Linked DNA regions of Homo sapiens: region 2 is linked to region 1. Evidence: read pairs that join two places in POLR2A ChIA-PET (ENCODE). Cell type or tissue: endothelial cell of umbilical vein. All regions are shown on one strand. Each heading gives the region's core, and the rest is flanking DNA. Links, peaks and the distances in the headings are about the cores only. Region 1 overlaps UBR1 (ubiquitin protein ligase E3 component n-recognin 1). Region 2 has its middle 11 kb from the start of TMEM62.

Evidence for each region. Peaks named below come from ENCODE experiments on the same cell type or tissue, not always from the same donor. Only the 100,000 strongest peaks of a DNase experiment are listed, where the experiment ranks them.
Region 2: POLR2A ChIA-PET joins it to region 1 with 6 read pairs; 2 of 35 experiments call an interaction of 5 or more read pairs at or near these places.

The regions. Positions count from the first base shown.
Region 1 is chr15:43,049,203-43,052,125 of GRCh38, forward strand. The region is part of intron 12 of UBR1 (ubiquitin protein ligase E3 component n-recognin 1); the gene reads right to left. Among named protein-coding and RNA genes, the nearest start is that of UBR1, 55 kb to the right of the region's middle. In endothelial cell of umbilical vein, for the core only: no CTCF peak of the experiment used is centred there; no DNase peak of the experiment used is centred there.
Region 2 is chr15:43,121,434-43,124,356 of GRCh38, forward strand. No RefSeq gene overlaps it. Among named protein-coding and RNA genes, the nearest start is that of TMEM62, 11 kb to the right of the region's middle. In endothelial cell of umbilical vein, for the core only: no CTCF peak of the experiment used is centred there; a DNase peak (open chromatin) is centred at 1,788; H3K4me3 peaks cover 772 bases; H3K27ac peaks cover 475 bases.

The DNA of each region.
Region 1 (2,923 bases), core at 331-2,830:
GAAGTTCATAGTATAGTGGGAAAAACAGATACACACAGTAGACAGAAATTCAATGTTAAACACTAAAATAATGTATAAAAGAGGTAATGTATGGCTCACGCCTGTAATCCCAGCACTTTAGGAGGCCGAGGCAGGTGGATCACGAGGTCAGGAGATTGAGACCATCCTGGCTAACACAGTGAAACCCCGTCTCTACTAAAAATACAAAAAATTAGCTGGGCGTGGTGGCGGGTGCCTGTAGTCCCAGCTACTCGGGAGGCTGAAGCAGGAGAATGGCGTGAACCCAGGAGGCAGAGCTTGCAGTGAGCCGAGATCGCAACACTGCACTCCAGCCTGGGTGACAGCATGACACACAAAAAAAGAAGTAATGTAGGTACATAAAGACAAAGCAACAAAGAAAATACATTTTTTTTGAACTGCAAAGATAGGATTGTGGTTTAATTTTTCTCACTCTTTAGATACCCATTAACATGCAAATGTACATTAAAAATACAATCATCAAAGAAACTTATAAAGATTTAATTCAAATATACTAATTACCATCTAAATCTTTCTTTTAAAGTAAAAGATAAAAAAGATTAAAGTTTAAAATCTGCCACATTGAACAAACGGCATTCATGTTTTGTTGCTTTCTAGAGCACTACTACTCAAAGTGTGGTCCACTAACCAGCAGCACCAGCCTCACCTGAGTGCTCTTTAAAGAGGCAACATGTTGGGCTCTAATTAGACCTGCTGAATAAGAAGCTTCCCTGCCCCCGTTTTTTTTTTAAACTTGGCCTTACTCTGTTGCCCAGGTTGGAGTGCAGTGGTGCAATCATAGCTCACCACAATTTCAAACTCTCAGGCTCGAGTAATCCTCCTGCCTCAGCCTCCTCAGTAGCTAAGACTACAGGCGCGTGCCACCAAACCTGGCTAATTTTATTTTTTGTAGAGACAAAGTCTCACTATGTTGCCCAGGCTGGTTGCAACCTCCTGGCCTCAAGCAATCCTCCTGCCTCAGCCTTCCAAAGCACATGAGCCAACGCAATCAGCCCCAGAATCTGAACTTAAGGAAGCTCCCCAGATGATTTGCTTCTGCACAGCAAAGGAAACTATCAACAGAGTGAAGAGACAACCAACAGAATGGGAGAAAATTTTTGCAAACTATGCATCTGACAAAGTCCTAATAGCCAGCATCTATAAGGAAAATAAATAAATTTACAAAAAAGAAAAAATGAATAAGTGAGGCCGGGTGCAGTGGCTCACGCCTGTAATCCCAGCACTTTAAGAGGCCGAGGTGGGCAGATTGCCTGAGCTCAGGAGTTCAAGACCACCCTGGGCAACACGGTGAAACCCCGTCTCCACTAAAATATCTCCACTAAATTACAATAAATTAGCCAGGCATGACAGCATGTGCCTGTAGTCCCAGCTATTCGGGAGGCTGAGGCAGGAGAATCACTTGAACCCAGGAGACTGAGGTTGCAGTGAGCCAAGATAGTGCTACTGCATTCCAGCCTGGGCAACAGAGCGAGACTCCGTCTTAAAAAAAAAAAAAAAAAAGCGGGGCAGGGGAGCAAAGGATAAGAACAGAACAGACACTTTTCAAAAGAAGACATACATGCTGCCAACAATTACATGAAATAAAGCTCAACATCACTGATCATTGGAGAAATGCAAATCAAAACCACAATGAGATACCATCTCACACTAGTCACAATGGCTACTATTAAAAAGTAAAAAGTCACAGACGCTGGGGAGGTTGCAGGGAAAAATGAATGCTCATACACTGTTGGTAGGAGCATAAATTAATTCAAGCATTATGGAAGACAGTGTGACAATTCCTTGAAGACCTAAAAACAGAAATGTCATTCAACCCGGCAATTTCATTACCGGGTATTCACCCAAAGGAATATAAATTGTTCTATTATAAAGACACATGCACACATACATTCACTGCAGCATTCACAATAGCAAAGGCATGGAATCAACTTAAATGCCCATCAGTGATAGACTGGATAAAGAAAATTTGGTACATATACACCATGGAATACTATACAGCCAGAAAAAGAATGAGATCACATCTTTTCTGGGAACATGGATGGAGCTAGAGGCCATTATCCTTAGCAAACTAACGCAGAAACAGAAAACCAAATACTGCATGTTCTCACTTACAAGTGGGAACTAAATGATGAGAACACATGGACACATAGAGGGGAACAACACACACTGGGGTCTATCAGAGGATTGAGGTTGGGAGGAGGGAGAGGATCAGGAAATATAGCTAATGGGTACTAGGCTTAATACTTGGGTGACAAAATAATCTTAACAACAAACCCCCATGACACAAGTTTACCTATGTAACAAGCCTGCACATGTACCCCTGAACTCAAAATAAAAGTTAAATAAAAATTAAAAAAAGCAGCTCCCCAGATGATTTGCATTCACATTAAAATCTGAGAAGCACTGATCTAGAAGAGAATTTACATTTTTGGTTTCTAACAATCTCACATAGCTAATGAGCAACCTCTATAGATGACTTACCAAGTAAAGAAGATGTAAGGGATTGGAACAAACAAAAGGGTAAGGAAGGGAAGGAAAAGAAGTCTGTAGATAAAAATAGGTGGCAAAAGCAATGGGAAAAGAGGGAGAAAAGTGTGGACAGGGTGAGACAGTAAGGGAGTGATTTGGTTTGAGAGTGTGCTATACTTTCTGGAAATGGAACAAAGGAATAGGTTAGAGTAATAAAAGAATAATATTGTTCCTCAATAGCACCAAGGTTCAACTGCATCTCTTTTCTAAGTTGCATTTCCACAATAAATTAGCAACTGAGAAACAAAGTACCCCATGAGATACCTCCCAAAAAGCAAGTGACAAAACTAAATAGACATAAATTTTTTAGAATAAGAGAGGTAGCAATCCCTCCCTTCTGTGTTTTCCTAGGCAG
Region 2 (2,923 bases), core at 311-2,810, 72 kb after region 1:
GTTACACAGGTATACATGTGCCATGTTGGTTTGCTGCACACATGAACTCATCATTTACATTAGTTATTTCTCCTAATGCTATCCCTCCCCCTGCCATGTCTTATTAACATAAATCGGGGTGGTGTGAGGGGGTCATATGTGTGTGTGTTTGTGTGTGTGTTGGTTGGTTATACCAAAATTTTCAGTAACTATTAAGAGTAGTGTTAAACAAACAAAAAAAACTAAAGTGTTAATTTTTTTCTTCAATGTTCACTGTAACTTTTCCTTAGTGAATTCTAGCTGTGTTTGAATAGTTTGGTCTTAAAATACTAGATTTTAAGTTCAAAATAACTTATCTTTGAATATAATCACCTCTACATAATAAAATATACCTATTTGCCTACAACTCTTCACAGTAATTTGATGAGATAAAGAGATTTTAGGCAACAACCTGCTAATAGTTTATGCCAGATGTTGACAAACTGTGATTAGTCCAACTATGGTCGTTTTTTTTACTTCCCTGAGCTAAGGATAGTTTTTACATTTTTTAATGGTTGAAAAAAATCAAAAGAATAGTAACATTTTGTGACACAAGAAAGTTATTCAAAATTTGGATTTCAGTGTCCATAAAGTTTTATTGAGATACTACTACTATGGCTGCTCTCCCAGTGCAACAGCAGAGCTGAGTACTTGTAACAAGGCTCACGTACTATCTGGCCATTTACAGAAAAAGTTTACTTACCCCTTTTCCTGTAATATGATCATCATTTAGCTATACAATGAGAACTCAGGGTAGAATTCAGCTCTACTCTGAATAGAAACTCTACAGTCACACTAAGGTCAACTCTGAATATTGACCTAACCAAAACTGATACAAATTGTTTTGGAACGATGGGGTCTGGGAGTACGAATGAAAGTGGTCCTTGCAGCATTTCTTGTGATCGTTGTGAGAGGGCTAGTCTCACCTCTTCCTTAGTGGGAATCGGTAGATATCATTTGATCCTGAAAGCCCACAGCATCACTATTGGCAGGTCAAGAGAGATAAGGAGGTCAAAAACAAGAGTGAGCTCCAGCATTAAAAAGACTACTCTGGAAGGTGTAAATGGGGAACACTTGAGACCGTTTCTTGGTAGTAAACAACATGGGTTTCTTTTTAGCGGCAAATGTGTTGAAATACTTGCCCCCTTAAACTGAATGTATGGATAGTTTGAGTAAAACAAAAGTATTGAGAAATAGAGCCACTAGTTCCCCCACACGGCATGGCCTTGTCTCCCTGACAGTGCTCCTGACAGGAGAGCCCAGACCTCTCTTCACATACCTCCAGTGCCTGGGTTGAGTAAAGAGGGTTGCCACTTATCCAGAGCGCCTGATTCATCCCTGAATATTGAAGTTCAGTTCAGCTTCTACCGAGTCCCACCCAGTTCCGTGGTTTACCAGTTCAGCTTCTACTGAGTCCCACCTAGTTCCGTGGTTTTCTCCCTGTTCCTGGCTCTGCCCTCTCTGCCCTACTCACCTCCCACCCACTTCCCTAAGCATTGAAGTCCAAACGTAAATCCTTCCAGTTTTTGGCGCCCGGGTATTTGACTTGCGCTCCTTTAATGTGGTATTCTGCCTCTCGTTTTCCTGGCCGCCTCCCTGGGACCCAGTTCCAGCTCACCAGCATCGGCTCCTCACACTCAGTGTTTAGGAGGTATCATCATATCATGGGCTGACAGGAATGACGGGAGAGAAACCTTAACGCAGAGTGAGTCCCCATGGAAACCGCGCCAACCCCGACCGGGGGCGTCGCCAGCGGGAAGGGGTGGGTCCCCTCTCGAATACCCCGCCCGGCTCCGGGAACGTCACCGACGCTCTGGGGCTTTTGCTAAGAAGCGCTCGCCCAGGAGGAGGCAGGGCAAATTGGTGAACAGGGCGGCGTGTCCTTATACGGGCACGAACTCGCGAGGTCCTGTGAGTAGGTCATACTCTCCTGGCCCCGATGTCTTCCCCTGCTTAATGAGAGGCATCTCCTGGCTCCACAGTATAGACTGTCAGGACTTGACTACTTGACTATCCTCTAAAGAGAATCATGATCAAGTCCCAAGTTCTTGGATAAAATGAATTTGTCCTAGATTATGGGAAAACACATTGTGTGTGTGTGTGTGTGTGTGTGTGTGTGTGTGTGTGTGTGTGTGTGTGTTTAAAGACTACTTCAGAAAATTGAGAAAATGTAAATGATGTGCAGGTAGGACTTTAATAAATATAAAGGTAAAAATATTATAAATATGGTATTAAGCATTTGGAATTGGAGGTTTCCATTTGTAAAAGTTGCCAATTATTTTTACAGTTTCTAGTAAAATCATATCCCAGCTTCCTGTTACTCTTTCATTTGCAAAGGTGATCATTCTTAGCCTTTTATTCATCTTGCTCATTGACTAGAGTTCCCAGATTATCTCGAATGGGACTGGTATATCCCTTGTGTAGAAACGTTGCCTTCCTTTTTTTTTTTTTTTTGAGATGGAGTTTCGCTCTTGTCACCCAGGCTGGAGTGCAGTGGCGTGATCTCAGCTCACTGCAACCTCCACCTCCTGGGTTCAAGAGATTCTCTTGCCTTGGCCTCCCAAGTAGCTGGGATTACAGGCCTTTTAAGATTAAAGACTGTTTTTCATTTTGCTTAATCTTTGGACTGCTGGTAATGTAGATATTGAGAACCCTTGAGCATGACTTTAAAATGGCAGCAACTTGAATCTTGAAGTATTGGAACACCGGTGTAAACATGAAACACCTTTACACCCATGTATGGATGTGCCATTTTATTTTCTATGACTCTTATTGTGGAACCTTTACTGTAGTTTGTTTCTGGTTTTCTTCTATTATAAACTTTGCCTTCATAAACATGCCTATTGGTAAATCTCTCCACACACATCTTTCCTTAGGATAAGTTATTCTAAGTACAAATAACAGG